Regions from separate parts of the Mus musculus genome. Here all the other regions are linked to region 1. A link is a loop called in an ENCODE intact Hi-C map of the cell type or tissue named here. Cell type or tissue: left cerebral cortex. All regions are shown on one strand. Links, peaks and the distances in the headings refer to the core of each region. The heading gives the core; the rest is flanking DNA.

Region 1 (5,369 bases), core at 1,422-3,921:
TGAGTTGCCTCGTGCACCCATAGCTTGATCCCCCTCTCACTGGCTGACCAACACTGCACCCAGCAAGGACCTTCAGGTCTCCAGCTTTGTGCTATACGCATCAAATGCTACATTTCACCCAGGACTTTGTAGAATGGCCTGGGGCTCAGCAATGAGGCTAGGCTAGCCGGTCAGGGAAACCCAGCGCTGAGATTAAAAGCATGCACCACCATGCCTGGTTTTTTATATGGGTGGGAGTGGGGGTGGGGGTGGGGGTGAAATCCAGGTGCTCATGCATTCTCAGACACTTTCCTAACCGAGCTGAGTCCCTGGATTACACATTTAGTTTGTTGTTATTATTGTTTGTTTTGACACAGGGTCTCTCTGTGTATCCCTGGCTGGCCTGGAACTCACTCTGTAGACCAAGCTGGCCTCAGACTCATAGAGATCTGTCTGCTTCTGCCTCCTGAGTGCTTGGATTAAAGGCGTGGATCACCACACCTGCCTATGTTTAGTTTTTAAGGAACCTGGCCAACTTTTCAGGAATGAATGCAATGCCCTTTGCCCATCAGCTGTAGGCAGGGGCCCAGTTTCTCTGCACCTCGAAAAACATTCACTGCGACTAAATCTTTGCTTTGGAAAGCGCTGGTCAGTTGTCTCTCACTTTGGGGACACTGGATGTTATTCTCCAAGTTGCCATATTTCTGAGTTGTCTGGTGTGTGTTCTATTCTGTTCCTGTTCCTCTGAGTATGTAGCTAAGAGCACTGCACACAGGCTTTGGGGTTTATTACCCGCACCTGCTTGCTATGAGTGTTCTCTCAGGGTCAGGTACAAAAATCTGACCATTCCTCTTAGCCTGTTCTAACTCGACTGTGACTTTGTGCTGTCCTGGTGGTGATCAGTATCCCAGGTCGGAGTCCCCAGTTGGACCAGGGCTCTGCAGGCAGTTTTGAAGCCCGTGGCTTGTTGTTTTACCCTCTGACACGGCACCACAGGATGCAAAGATCATTACTTCTGAGGATCCCAGTTCTTTGTTTGTTTTGTTTTTAATAACCTATGCTTTGGGAATCTTGGCTAACAACTGCTTGCCCAGCCTTTAGACTCCCCAAATTTTCTCCTACATTTCTTCTCTAAAACTTCAGTAATTTCACTGTTAATCTATGAGCCTGTTTTTTTTTTAATTAATCTTTATTTTATTTGTGTATGAGTGCTTTGCCTGTATGTATGTCTGTACTTAGAATCGTGGGTGTGCCTCGTGTCCATGGAGGCCAGAAGAGGGCATCGAATCCTCTGGAATTGAAGTTACTGATGGGCGTGAGCCACCATGTGGGTCGGAAACTAAACTCAGGTCCTCTGGAAGAGCAGCCAGTGCTCTTAGCCAAAAGCTGCTTCTTCCAACCCCTGTTTTCTAGAAACAGGTTGCCATTAACCATCAAAGGCTTCCAGTTCTCTCCATCCCTGCGATCAGTTCTGCGCTTTTCCTGAGTCTTTGCTTCCATTGTTCTGGCCTCTCCATGCCTAGACTATCTCCAGAAACATATCTGCCACCCAGCCCTGTCCAACACCCTGTCACCACACATAACCCTCTCTGAGTCTACATCCTCAGACCCCTATCTCTGACCACATCTTCTCCCCCCACCCCCACCTCCTTCCCAAACTCTCAACCACCAGCCTGCCCGCCTGTGTTCCTCAGCGGGTCCTCAGAACCATCTTTGCCTCCTGCAGTGGCTTCTGTTCTCTACTTCCTCCTTGAAACAGATGCTTATCAGAGGGAGGCCTGGGAGCCTGCTGAGAGAGAAGGTGAGTCCTCTGACCTCCGTCCAGCTGAATCCATGGCAGGCACTTCAGAATCACTATCTCTGGCATTTTTTTTTCCATGAGGACCCCCAGGCCTGGGTTTCTCTACCCACGAGGACTGGGTCCGAGTCCTGTCACTCCTTGGCGCCTCAGGGTCCTCTGCCTGGGGCAGAAGAAGGTCTAAGGGGCTTTGTGTTACTCGAGAGAAATATGGATGGGAACACACAGGATCAAGGATAAGCGACACAAACCTGGAATCACCTGGGAGGAGGGAGCCTCGACTGAGGAATTGCCTCCATCAGACTGGCCTGTGGGAATCTCTGTGTGGCATTTCCTTAATAGCTGATTGTTGAAGGAAGGCTAGCCCACCTAGTACCAGCCTTGGGCAGGTGGACCTGGGTGTATTAAAAAGCAGGCTGAGCAAGCCAGAGCGGGTGCAAGCCAGTAAGCAGCACTCCTTCACGGCCTCTGCTCCCGTTCCTGCCTCCAGGTTTCTGCCTTGAGTTCCCTCCCACCTTGACTTCCTCCAATGGACTGTGACCTGGGATGTATAATGTTTAGCCGGAACAATCATGTCTAAGTCACTTTAAACTTTAGGATGCATCTGGGACCTTCTGGGACCTTCTGTGACTGCCATGTATTGGTTACTCTCTGCTCTTCAGTACCTCTCAGTGTGACCTGCAAAACAGCCCAGAGGTCATGCCCTTCTGCTGGGAACGGGTGGGTCTGAGCCAGCTGGGCACTGGCTCAGATCTGAAGACAGGATAGGGACAGTAATAGGAGTCTGTCCTGCTGGGCACTGACCTGGCATTGTCCTCTCAACCCTAACCTGGAAGGCTGCCTTCCTCTCCTTGTCTGAGTTTTTGAACAAGGGATACCACATCTTTAGACGAAACCTGACTGTCACCCTGGAGGCCACAAATAAGGTTCCCAGACAAATAAACTAACTGAAAACTATCATAAGGAGCCTTAAATTAACAGGATGTCATTTTACAAGTACCTCACAAACCAGTGGGAGATGTAAGCCGGCCTGGGGTGACTCAGCACTTTCAAGTGTCTTTCATTACATAATACTGCTAATTTTTTTTTTCTTCAAATGTAAGCAACGTGCTTTCTTCCTAAACATTGTGTTCTTTGTTCTGCAATTTGGAAAAATGAATTCCCTTTAAAGCAAGGCTTTGCTCAACCACAGGACAAGGTGGCAAGGCTGGATCAGAGCTGCCCAGCCCCAGCCATGGAATGGAGATGGTTGCTCATACAGAGACCCCATACTCGTGGTTCCAGAGACCTGTGGTAGCTGGATGGAGGGTAGGTGCTCGGGATTGATTTAGGGCCCTTGACATTCACTGGTTACAATTTGGCCTCGTCTTCTCCCTGCAGAGCACAGCTGTGTGCCAGGCATGGGCTACAGCCAGTCAAAATTTCCTGAGTACTTACAGTGTGCATCTACTCTAGACTAGGCGCTGGAGGGACCCCGTGACCCATGCAGTCCTCATAAGTGTGGCCAGGTGGGCAAGGGCTTGCCCAGGATACCGTGGGGGTACTTGAGGTTCAACATCCAGCCTGGGGCCTGAGAAAACTGCAGAGGGCCAATTTTACAGAAAGTCTCAAAGTACAACCCTGGGAATTGGGGAGGGTGTGTCAGAGGAAGGGCTCCCGGGAATTTCTGGTATACAGCAGTGAAGGCAGGATTCAGGGGCGACGCCACCCTACTTTCCCCAGGCTGTAGTTCCTTGGGGAGACAATGCTCCAGGAACCAGATGACTCCGGTGCAAACCTTGGCTCTCAGGTATCCAGAAGGGTGTGGCACCAGAGAACAGAACCACCTTAGAACTATCTGGAAGGTTCTGGAGCTCTACAGCAAGTTTCTCATGGGGGAAGGTAGACGCATGGGAGTCACAGGCCCGACTGGGTTTGAGCAAGAAAGCCCCAGTACACAAATGCTACTGACATCTGCTGACAGGCTCTGCCACTAGAGAGATGCAGAGAGGCAGGGCAAAGTCCGATGACATGGCCTAGTTACAGGTGGCTGAGTGTAGGTAGCAAGGAGACTGTGGACAGCCCCTCAGGAGGGGCCCAGGGACTTTGACAATGCAGGAGGGAAAGAGGGAAGGATGCAGAGCCAGGTCTTCACAGCGAGGTGCTGATGAGGTCCCAATCTACTATGCCTTGGGTGCTGTCCTGTGGAGAAGTCCCACTGGGAAGGGAGGGGGGGACCAGATAGGCATTTGGAAGGAGCAGTTGACTATTTCTGACTCCTCATTTGTCCCTTCTGACTGTCCACTCAGTCCTCATTTTCGGCCTATGTCAGGGTCAGAGGCAAAATAACCACCCTGACCATGCCATTTGGGACACGCAAGATGCAGTCCGAAGACACCTGAAGCAAGACCTACACTTTGTGTTCTAATAGCCTAAGCCCTGGCAAGGGCCACATGTCACCTAGAGGCAACCCAGCTTGAGATCTGGGCCTATGGGAAGCCCAGGGTTATATGTGGCACCTCCCCTGCCTCACCACCCAGGCAGTGAGACGACCCCAGCAGGAGGGGGAAAGCAAGGCTGAGGAGGGCTCAATTGGGGGGAGGGAGGGTGACGGGGAGGGAGGGTGGTGGGGAGGGGTTGGTTTCAGAATCTAGGGAGGTCGTGAAAAACCCACACCCTGTCCTGTGTTAAGATGGCCTGGCCTGCCAGTTCAGCTCCAAATGTCATCCACATGGTCACTTGCAAACAGCTCTACAAAGCAGCCTCCCAGCTCCCATCATGCCCTGTTCTTCTGTGCACATAGACCCAGCCTGACGAGAGTCAGCTTAGTCCACCAGGAGGTGCAGATGTATGCTCTGAGTCCGGGACTGTGGGAAAGGCTTCATCAGAAACGTTTGCTAGGTGCCACAAGGGAGATGGGAGCCTTCAGAGCAGATGAAAGGAGAGAGCTGTCTCTTTGTTGTCTTATTGGTCTCTCTGTGGAGAGACACCCTTGCTGTGCTAACAGGCAGCTCTCTTGGATAGAGGGGAGGAGGTCTGGGAGCCGTAGTACCTGTGCTTGCCCCAACTCTTCTGTAATCACACACACACACACACACACACACACACACACACACACACACACACAAGGCAGAGTCCCTTTCTCTGGCCCTTTCTCTTAAGTTTCTCCTTCTGAACAAAGCTAGGGATACAATCTCTTTGGGACCCCCTCCATCCCCACATTAATCACTTTGGTTTCCGGAAATCGTGAGGATGGAGCATAAAGGAGTATCTGTGTCTAGCTCCTGCCCCTGAGGTCACTGCCCAGCCACTTTCCACAGCCTCAGCAGCATCCCTTCTATCTTAGTGGCCTCTGTGAGCCTCCAGGGGACCCTCTGAAGAGTAGCAGGCAGAGCTGAGGACATGACCCCCACCTGGAAGACAGCGTTCTATCCTACAGAATGCTGCCAGGAGGTATGTGGGCAGAGCGGTAGCGGGATGTGTACTGAGGCCTCCCCACACTGTTTCCCGTGTACCTGCCTACGTGACCAGAACCTCTCAGAGGCTGCTCTCTGTGTGAGCCCATCCTGCGATCGACCAGGCTCCACAGAAGGGAAAGCAGGCTTTCCAGTGC
Region 2 (5,369 bases), core at 1,101-3,600, 400 kb after region 1:
CCTCCTGATGCAGTGATGTGCTTCCTCAGGAAGGCCTCCTGATGCAGTGATGTGCTTCCTCCAGGAAGGCCTCCTGATGCAGTGATGTGCTTCCTCCAGGAAGGCCTCGTGATGCAGTGATGTGCTTCCTCCAGGAAGGCCTCCTGATGCAGTGATGTGCTTCCTCAGGAAGGCCTCCTGATGCAGTGATGTGCTTCCTCCAGGAAGGCCTCCTGATTCATTGATATTACATAACCTCCCCAAACAGTGTGCCTACCTGTGGACCAAGTGCTCAAACCCAAGAGGCTGTGGAGGAGATTTTTTGGTTCAAACCAGTGCAATCCCTGCATTCCATGAGACTCCAAAGGACCTGCTGACTATAGCTCAGCCTTAAAGGGTTTGCTTGGCATACACAGGCCATAAGTTCAACCTTCAGCCTGTAAGAGGGAGAGACTGGCTCTACAACCTAAGCTGAATTCATGCCACCCTTCACGAGTCTCAGTGTCCCCTGCATCCAACAATGGAAACTGGCCTGTGTTTCAGGACCCTGAGGTGAACACAGGCCAGGCATGATCAGCAGCACCTGGATTAAGGTAAGTTCTGCATGGCAGAAGATCATGCTAGCCATACTGAGGCTGCCAAGGGCACAGCAGGAGGCAGCCCCACCGGGCCTGCTCTGGGAGTGTGTGGGGGTACACCCAGGCTGGCAGGAGGACTGTAGCAGGGAGCCAGAGCCTCCCGGGCACTCTTGCCCTCTGCTCCGGTTGTTCACTTCTAGGAACTGACCCTAAGGCCGCAATCAAGGATTCCTACAGCGCCTAGCCCAGGGCTGCGCTGGCCAGGCCATGTGGCGAGTCAGTGTCCACACCCTGGGGGGCCTCCTCTGTGCAGTGCTGTGTAGCTGTGGGAAGCCAGGATTTTGGCTAGATGGCATGAAGCTGGCATTAAAACCAGTGAAAAGGTCAGGATGGGAACAACTGTACGTGGATGTCCTTGACGGGAAGCTGTTTGGGCATTCGTTTGAAAATGTCCCGGACTGAAGAAGCACCCTGACCTTCCTGCCAATTCCTAGGGCCCCCCAACCAGCCCCTTCCTGAAATTTGGTACCTAAAGCCAGAGCCCAGACCTCTCCCTGCCCCTCCAAATCCCTGGCCTCGCCTACCACCCCTGGGAAGCAGATGATGGAATCTTACTGGTGAACTGGCTTTGCTGACTACCCCATTTCTTTTTACCCTTCCACATCATCTGAAAGGAGCAGAGAAGCGAAGCAAGCTAGGGCGTTGGCTGGCTAGGGATTTGTCCCGATCCTACACCTCACCCCCTCCGCCACACATCCACACTCTTCCAGTCCCTCTCCCCACTTCCCTCCTGCTCAGGGCCTGTAGCAGCCTGCTCCAAAGCCCAGAAAAGGAAGAAGAAGAAAAAAAAAACCTAACAACAATAACAATGCTCAGAGTCAATTCGCCGAGCCTAGCCATGCTCACGGCTGTCTCTCAGAGCTGCCCCCTCCAGACTCAGTTTCTCTACCTGGGAAGGAAGCATAACCACACCCCGCCCCGGGACCAGTGAGAGTCTGTGGAAGGAACAGTGTATGGTGTGAAGGGGTACCCTCTGGAGGCTTCTCCTGGGGCCCCCAGACCCTGAAAAGCCAGAGCAGAACCAAGCCAATCGCTGCTTTAAAGACATACCACTCCCCTGACAGCCCGAGGGCCAGGCCAGCCATGAAGGCGGAATCAAGACCCCAACAGAATTCTGTAATGAACACTCTGCTGTCTCAGTTTATGAGAGAATACATAAGACGTGTAATTGCTTTTGTATTTCGGACACTCATTAGAAGAATAATAAATGTTATTATTTATTAATATGGCAATGAATCATTCAGTTTTTTAAATTAAACATTAAACCGCTAACAAATTAAATGTAAATTATTAGGCCCGCGGATGATGGAGAGGCTCCCCGGGGAGGGGGCAGCTCGCTGGCTGCGCAGAAGCACGCCGCATGTCCCGGGACACAGCCGCAGGGCCGGGGTGAAGCGAGGACAAGACGGCTTGTGGGCTCAGCCTGCCCCCTGCTGGTTATCAGCAGGAACGCAGCAGTCGCAAGCACCCCATCCGCCCAGCGCCAGACTCCTCTGGATCCTTCTAGAAGCAGCTACGCCACGGGCTGTCAGGCGCCTGCGCTCTTGTCCCGCATGAATTTTTGCTGCGCAGACCTAGTTGGGGAGGGCTATCTGGCTTGGAAATGCGTGCGCCCTTGAAAGAAAACCGCCTCCTCTGTCCTCTGCAGCCTGGACCATAGTTCCTGGTGCACTGTCGTCACTAATAAGCATCCACTTGTAGAAAAAAAAAAAAAAAGCACAGAGATCCTCAGTATCTAGCAGAGGTTGCACAGCCAGAAGCTGGCAGAGTAGGAGATTGCAGTCCACCTGTGTCCAGTCCAAAGCCTGTGTTTATCTTGTATTGCTTGTTGGCCCTCTCAGGAGTTGGGGTCCCAGGCTAGTCTTCTGGAACCCATAAAGAGACACCTGTGTAAGGAGCCAAGGGAGTTATTTCCAAAGGACTAAACACCACATACCAAGTTACCTAGTGCACATAGCTGTTCAATAAGGTAGGCGCACGCCCACGCCCATTCCCAGGATATGTAAGCTGAGGCTGAAAAAGACTGCAACAAGCAAGAAATTAGAACTAGTACCTGCCAACCCAGACTTGGCTCCTGATCACTCCAGAACCAGACCCCATTCCTCAGGAAGCAGTGAGCAATCCCTCTGCCCACTCGTGTGCCCACTCCCCTGTATAACACACACACATGCTGGCCAGTACCCATGCCTTAAGGGAACACTAAGCTCAAATCGTATGAGTCCTCGTATGAGGGCACTGGGGGGCGGGGGGCGCGGGGGAGAACCGGGGTGGGTCCCTGACGCCGACAGTGCTAGTACGGCTGCTCTCTGGGACCTCCAGTTTATTCTTTAAGGAAGATCTCAGGAATTGAGCCACTGAACACTGAAGCCCCAGTCCCACAAAGTAAGGCTTCTAGGAAATACCCCAGACACTCGCTGAGACAGACTTCTGGGAAGGGGCTCACAGCCCACCCCAAACTGAGGGGGTTAGCCCTCTGCCGTCAGCCCAGGCTGCTGGGACAGGGAAGTCCAGCCCATAGGCAAGCCCTGGCTGCAGCTATGGGGTCTGAGGGCAGATGCACACCTGGGGGTCCTGGTCCTCTCTTTTACTCCTTATCTGTGTGTGATCTCCGCCCTGGGCTACCCCTTGGCTCCCCACAATACCCTTCCTGCCTTGGTCAGTCTAAGTGGATATCTGCTACACAGAAAGCCACTCTCTGTCAGATTATCACGTTATCCCCTCATAATAGGTACAACAATTATAAGCACCCATCAAGCCTGGCTGACGGACCCTACATCATAGGGCAGATTGAGCCACGGTTTGTTTCCCTGTGTCTCCCCTGCCCCTCTGACACCCACCCCTAGGAGAGGATGGTCGGGTGAAGGAAAGGTAAGGGGTTATTGCTTTTCGTTTGGCCCAAGCTGGGAACCACTGGAGGTTGAACTGTGAACTTGTTCCAGCTTTCCTCTGGACCTGGATGTCCCACCTTTGCAGTGAGGTGCTACAAGGTACCCCAGTAGGAGTGTGCAGAAGGTGGGGTGGGGGGGGAGGCCAGCTCCAGGACCCAGCTCCAGGTCAGATTGGGTCAGCAGCGTCGCCATGCAACGGGCGCCAGAATGAGGCTTATGCGTCTGCCTCCTGTCTGGGTCCTGCCCCAGGAGGGACTGACAGGGCTATTATTGCTGTTCTTGCGCAGGGCCACTCAGACACCAGCTAATTTGTTTCAATCGCACCCCCTCCCTTATTGATCAGTGCTTTCGTAGGGTGTTGCGTTAAATGACTTGTCGCCATAGCAACCATCAGATACTCCTGGGGACCGATGAGTCTGTTTCCTGAGCCAGATCGCCCCCTAAGAGCGCGAGGGAACAAATCTCTTTTCATATCGTGGCTGTCTGCTGAAAGGGACAGGATATTGCTCAGACGAGTCCTTTTGAAAAACAATATTAAAAAAGAACATAACCAGGTTTTTCAACAGATTATAAAGTTGTTTCATAAGGTGCCTTCCTCTTAAGAAATATGAAATCAGATTTTAAAACCTTTGACCAAGTTAATCTTTCTCCTGACTACTTTGTCTCTCCTTAGGAAATAAGCTGAAATATGAAAGCACTTCCCTGCATAAAGACATCAGCCGTACCATTTATTAGGAGAAAAATTGAAAACAGACTAAAAGCACAGTAATGGAAGATTCAGATAAACTACAGTTCACACACCTGTGAGCATATTAGAGATGTTTCCAATGTTACTTATGAAAGAGACATTTATGTCGATGGGGAGAGGAAACAAGATGTTTAAGCCTGTCTGCGAGGTAAACTTAATGAACACAAAACAAGCCCCAGCGTGGGAAGGGAGGCGACACTTGAGCACCCACTGTGTGGCCAGCCCATCCAGGGTCTTAGGGTCCAAGTCATCTCTACCTCTTGTGCTTTAAAAACAATTAATATGCATTGTTACTTTTCAAAGAAAAGGGGTGTGTGTGGGTGTGGGGGGGGGTGTTAAGCTAGGGTACCTTTTTCAACCTCCAGGTTAACAATGAAAGCAAGATCCTAAATTCTGAGAGTGAGGAAAGAATTAGGGACCTAAGCCCCCTGCCAGTCTCCAGGCTCTAGGAAAGACCAGCAGCTCCCCCACCAGGATGCTCACGCTTTGGTGAGAGATGTTCTGTCTGCAGGGGCTAGAGGCTGCTGGAAGCCAGGTGCTGCTCAGGAGGTGGGGTTGGGGAGCTGCTTGCTGTGTGCATGGTGGCTCACTGCAGAACAGGACAGCTATAAAGACAACACGGTACAGTGGTGTGTGCCATCCTTAGACTGCACATGCTTGCACCATTTAGGTTTCTAGACCAAAAACACTGTCCTGTGGTTGCCCTGGTCTAAACCATAGCTAGCGTGGCATGGCACCTGCCTTCGGACTAAATGTAACTTTGTATTAGGAAACAAAGAAGTGCCCTCTTCCAGGGGTTCAGCTCTGTGAAGGCATAGAGCCCCCCCCTCACCCCCCAGTGTGTTGGGGAAGCTAGGCTAGACTCACATCTTCATAGGTACAGCTGCAAAACTGAATATCCCCCAGTACTGTCAGGCCAGAGGCAGGCAGGCTTCCAGAGCCTGCAGTACCATGAGCGCCACCTTCAGTCCCCCTAAAGCAACTACAGTACAACCCGCAAACCCGCAGCACCTTCCCCCCCCCCCCCCCCATGAGGATCTGGAGGTGAGAGAGCAGGCCAGCCTTGTCACATCTAAGTGCTTTTTCTCCTGGGTAGAAGGACAGGGGACAGCTGGA
Region 3 (4,907 bases), core at 1-2,500, 220 kb before region 1:
CAGAGAACCTCAGGGCTCCCTCTAATGTCTCCTTGCTTCTGTCTCACGGCAGCTGCTCTACCTGACTTTGTGGCCTCCCTTCCTGGATCTCTCGCTTACGACAACCGACAACAAAGATGTTTGACTCCAGAAGATGCTCCCCGCGGCCCACCTGAGAGGACTGTCCACACCCCACCCCACTGCGCCCTGTGCCATCTACCTCTGAGTCCCCAACTTCTCACCCATGTTTCAACTCCCACCCCAGAGCCTTGTATTCCAGATCTGAGCAGCCCTTGCTTAGGAACCTGAGGTGGGGGGTGGGTAGGCAGACCCAGGGGACTGAGCAGGGAGGGGAAGGAGGGGTTTCTGCTCTTGGCTTTCAAAGTTCTCAGTGTGTGTAGCCCTTTGAATAATAAACATATGTCATATAATGTAAATATGCTTGCGTGTCTGTATTCAGAGGGACTTTTGTTAAGTGGCACATGGGGGTTAACAGTGTGGTCTGGTCTCCTTCAAGAGGGACCTCTTGGGATGTCTCTGGTCTCTGTCGTCAGTCCTTGGCTGAAAGCAAACATCCAGAAGCAGGGGTTCACACCTGGATTCCTGGCCCCCTCCCCCCCACACACACACACACTACCAGCCCCATAGTCTGATTCAAGTGCCGGGGACATGAAAAGATACCCTTTTCTATCCTTCTAGGGTCTCATGAGCCCCACCCCCTTCCAGCTCCATCTGTACAAGCTGAACCCCCTAGGGCAGAGGCCAGATCCTGGGATACAGCCTGTGCCCACGCGCCTCTCATTGCTGGGCCTCAGCTTGGTCACGACTCGGCAGGGTTGACTCAGACAGAGCCCGGAGCAGGAGACTCATAAATTACATAATTACCCATGAAACCTGCCGCCACCGCTCTCTCCAGCCGGGAGGGACACGCTCCGCTCAGGCTCTGGCCGGCAGTGACTCACTGTTCTCCCCAGAGCCTCTGCCCGCCCACCCACACAGCCACCTCATCTGGGCTAGCTGGGCAGGAGGAGGGGGACCTGGACTCCATCCCCCCTTCTTCCTGTTGTCAAGACAAAGGCAGGCAGGCAGGCAGCCCCCGTCTTGCTGAGAGGGCTTAGGTGGGGGCACCTGCCCCTCTAGCGTCCCTCTGCAGCCCCCTGGTGGCACTTCTCATAGATGGCTGCTTGTGACACAGGAGGAAACTGAGGCTTGGGAGATAGCCTGTCTCCTGTCCCTCCTGTAAGGTGGCTTTGATTACAGCTAATCAGACCAGCAGAGAGACCCTTGAAGTCTCCAGCTACCCCCATCCCCTTAAGACTTCTAGCTCAGACTTCTAGCTCCTTCCCCAGGTCTCTTAGGTAGAAACTGAGTGCACCTTTGAAAAACAGTTCAAAAATGATCATGCACTTGACAGACATGACAGGCAGAAGGTGGCCTTTCCAACCCACATGGGATAGGGTGAGGTGGGGGGCTCCCCAGCAGAAGGACACCAGTATATAGGAGAAATAGCTCAGCCAGTAAGGTACTTTCCATGCAAGCATAAGGACCTGAGCTCAGAGCCCCAGGACCCATGTAAAAGGGCAGTCACAGTAGTATGTACCTGTACAGTCTATAACCTCAGCATGCTGGGAAGCAAGGACAGAGAGATCTCTGAGCTCAATGGCCAGCCAGCTTAGCCAAGTCAGGAATCTCCAGACTGTGTGTGAGAGAAATGTCTCACACACACACACACACACACACACACACACACACACACACACACACTAAAATCGTGTGGAGAACCATTAAAGTGCCTGCTGACAGGAGCCTGGTATGGCTGTCCCCTGAGAGGCTCTGCCAGAGCCTGACCAATACAGATGCAGATGCTCACAGTCAAGTGTCAGATTGAACACGGGGTCCCCAATGAAGGAGTAGGGAAGAACCCAGGAAGAACAACAAAATCAACCAACCAGATACCCCTCCTCCCAGCTCCCAGGGACTAAACCACCAACCAAAGAGTACACATGGAGGGACCCATGGCTCTAGCTGGATATGTAGCAGAGAGGATGGCCTTATCTGGCTGGCATCAATAGGTGGGGAGGCCCTTGGTCCTGTGGAGACTCGATGTCCCAGCGTAGGGGAATAATAGTAAGGAGGAGAGGGTAGGAGTGAGTGGGTGGTTTGGTGAGCACCCTCATAGAAGCAGGGGGAGGGGGTTGAATGGGAGCTTCCAGAGGAAAAACTGGGACGGGCATAACATTTGAAATATAAATAAATAAAATAACCAAAAAAAAAAGTATTAGTGCCCATGTCTAAGTCAGAGTCTGATTCTCACAACCCACATGGTAGAAGCAGAGAACTGATGTCAGCACACCGTCCTCTGACCTCCTCCGTATGCTTGCTTTGACATGCATGCACACAAGATAAACAAACAAATGCAACGTGAAGATTTGTGAAAGCTCACGGTGATGGAAGGCACCTCATGTCAATCAACCCTGACCTCCACGTGCACGATCGCATGCGCACACACACACTCAATTAGAGAAGAAAGTGGTGTCTGACGCTGGATAGACGGCTCAGTGGCTACACCCATGCCTTATTTCAGAAGACCCAGTTTGATTCCCAGTACCCACATTAAATAAAAATAAGCCCAGCAGCTGAAGAACCTAAGTTTAAAAAAAAATAAACAAAATAAAATGCATCTTTAAAAATAAAGAAATGAATAAGTAGATAAAGCCTGCCTGCCTGACTGTATAGACTTCAGGGCTCTCCTTGTGTTATCCTCCACCGGTATTTCTGGCTTTCTCATCTCAGCCTCAGTTTCCTTAGGTACACATTGGGATCAACTCCATCCTCCTCACAAACAGGATAACTAAGGGGAAATTTTTTTGGCAGTGCTTTAGGCTTTCTTTGACTTGAGGGCTCCCTCCAAGGCTCTTCTTGAGTTGGGCACCCCCTTTAAGGTTCTCATTGGGTTGTGGCTCCCTCCAAAGCTCTTACTGACTTGACAGTTCCACCCCAAATCTCTCACTGAGTTTAGGATACCCTCTTTAAGGTTAATTCATAGACTGTTACAACCCCCACCCCTCAGTCCAGAATCAGACAACAGTGTCCCTTGACTCCTCACGAAAACACAGAGTCGAATTTTGAAGCTTGCCTATATCCGGTGACTGTGCACTCCCAAGCCATCTTCCCAAGATACCCTTCCAAAGTACCCCTAGCAAGGGACAGAAACCCTCAAACAGAAAAGACACTATGCTCCAATCAGCATCTGGGTTCCAACTAAACCTCCTTGGATGGTTCTGGGGGAGCAGGCGATCCCCCAGCGGTAGACCTGGGCCATCAAGAGACCCTCCCAGGCAGATAGAAAGATGGCCCAGTGGTAGAACTATCCAGTGCTTCCTAATACCCTGAGTTCAATCCCCAAAGCCATGATTTTTTTAAGGGCTGATGTGCACCTGAGGACCAAGATTTCTGTGGGGGAACCCTAGATGAGGTCGGAAGGTGCAGAGTAACCCAGGATGTAGGCAGAGCATCTGATGACAAGAATGGAGAGGGGCTCAAAAAATGGAGACAAGTGTGTACTGTGTCAGAAACTGGGTTAGAAGAAAGGGACAGGGTTCAGGTGAAGGGGTTAGGAATGTGGCCCAGAGGGTAGAGTGCTTGCCTGGCATGCATGCAGCTCTGGGTTCAATCCTTAACACTGCATAAAGTGGGAGTGTGGCTAACACAGAGAATTCCAGAACTCTGAAAGCTAAAGGAAGAAAGGTCAGATTCATCTTTGGTTGCAGAGCCAGCTCAAGGACAGCTGGTGTTACATGAAACCCTTGCTGGAAAAATTAGATAGATAGATAGATAGATAGATAGATAGATAGATAGATAGATAGATAGATGATAGATCAGACAGACAGACAGAAAGAGATAAATATAGATAGAGAAATAAAAATAGAGAAACAGATGACAGGTAGGTAGAGAAATATAGATGATAGATATGGTAGATCGATTGATAGATTAGATAGATAGATAGATAGATAGATAGATAGATAGATAGATAGATAGATAGATATGACTGACAGATAGGTAGATAAATATAGGTGATAGATAGAACCCCTTGGGTTCTTGGGACCGGAGGCCATGTTGGGTGTGGTGTCCAGCAGGCAGCAGATGCTCCCTCATCTCTAGGTCTCTTAGCCTTCTTTTGCTTTCCTGACTTACCCTATGCCTGATGCAGACACCAGCAACACTATACCTGGAACAGAGCTAGGATCAGAGTGTACCACTGGACACTTTCTTATGGAAAAAGAGGATTGCTAACAGAACCCTAGGTGGGGAGTGAGCGATCTCAGGTTAAGGGACACGGGGTCCCCAGGACCTAACCACTAAGGGAGTTGTTATTTCTTCCCTGCTTGTTGCCATAGTCCCCTGCATTTTCCTTCTATGTTGACAATTTCCTTGGCAGATCTAAAAGGAAGAGGTATTCCTCATCCATAGTGGGGCTGTGCCTGGGTTTTCAGGCTGCTGGTTCCCTGGGCTTGGGGCAAAGATGATGCAGTCCACACCTCAGTATCTGTTTCAGGAGAATTAATCACTTTCCTCTTGCTGGTCCTGTGTGTGCACAGCACACACATATATGTATACATATATACATATAAGAATATGCATACATATACATGCACATGTACTTATACACACATATATGTATATATTTACATATACATATATACATGCATGCATATATGTACATGTATAAACTCATATATACATGACACATATATGTATATAAATATACACACACATATATATATACATACACACACACATATATATGTATATGTGTGTGTTGCCCATGCATGTCCATGTAGAAACCTGACAAGGTCAGGTGTCTGCCCTGTCACTCTTGTCTTGTTCCCTGATTTCAGTCATGTGGGCTGGCCAGCAAGCCCTAGCTG

What was found. A loop is a pair of places that touch in the nucleus more often than their neighbours do. Peaks named below come from ENCODE experiments on the same cell type or tissue, not always from the same donor. Only the 100,000 strongest peaks of a DNase experiment are listed, where the experiment ranks them.
Region 2: it touches region 1 in a loop (2.3-fold over the local background); 2 of 42 quality-filtered maps call a loop at or near these places.
Region 3: a loop joins it to region 1, with 3 times the contacts of the local background. A loop is called at or near these places in 2 of 42 quality-filtered maps.

Annotation. Positions count from the first base shown.
Region 1 is chr12:109,970,027-109,975,395 of GRCm38, forward strand. No RefSeq gene overlaps it. Among named protein-coding and RNA genes, the nearest start is that of Gm34554, 51 kb to the left of the region's middle. In left cerebral cortex, for the core only: no CTCF peak of the experiment used is centred there; a DNase peak (open chromatin) is centred at 2,814; H3K27ac peaks cover 1,321 bases.
Region 2 is chr12:110,371,542-110,376,910 of GRCm38, forward strand. No RefSeq gene overlaps it. Among named protein-coding and RNA genes, the nearest start is that of Gm40577, 44 kb to the right of the region's middle. In left cerebral cortex, for the core only: a CTCF peak has its summit at 2,052 (motif pointing left); a DNase peak (open chromatin) is centred at 2,091; H3K4me3 peaks cover 190 bases.
Region 3 is chr12:109,749,043-109,753,949 of GRCm38, forward strand. It overlaps Mirg (miRNA containing gene), which reads left to right. Exons shown (of 8, transcript NR_028265.1): 8 at 53-416. Among named protein-coding and RNA genes, the nearest start is that of Mir3072, 3.6 kb to the left of the region's middle. In left cerebral cortex, for the core only: a CTCF peak has its summit at 1,131 (motif pointing left); DNase peaks (open chromatin) are centred at 909 and 1,635; H3K27ac peaks cover 1,634 bases.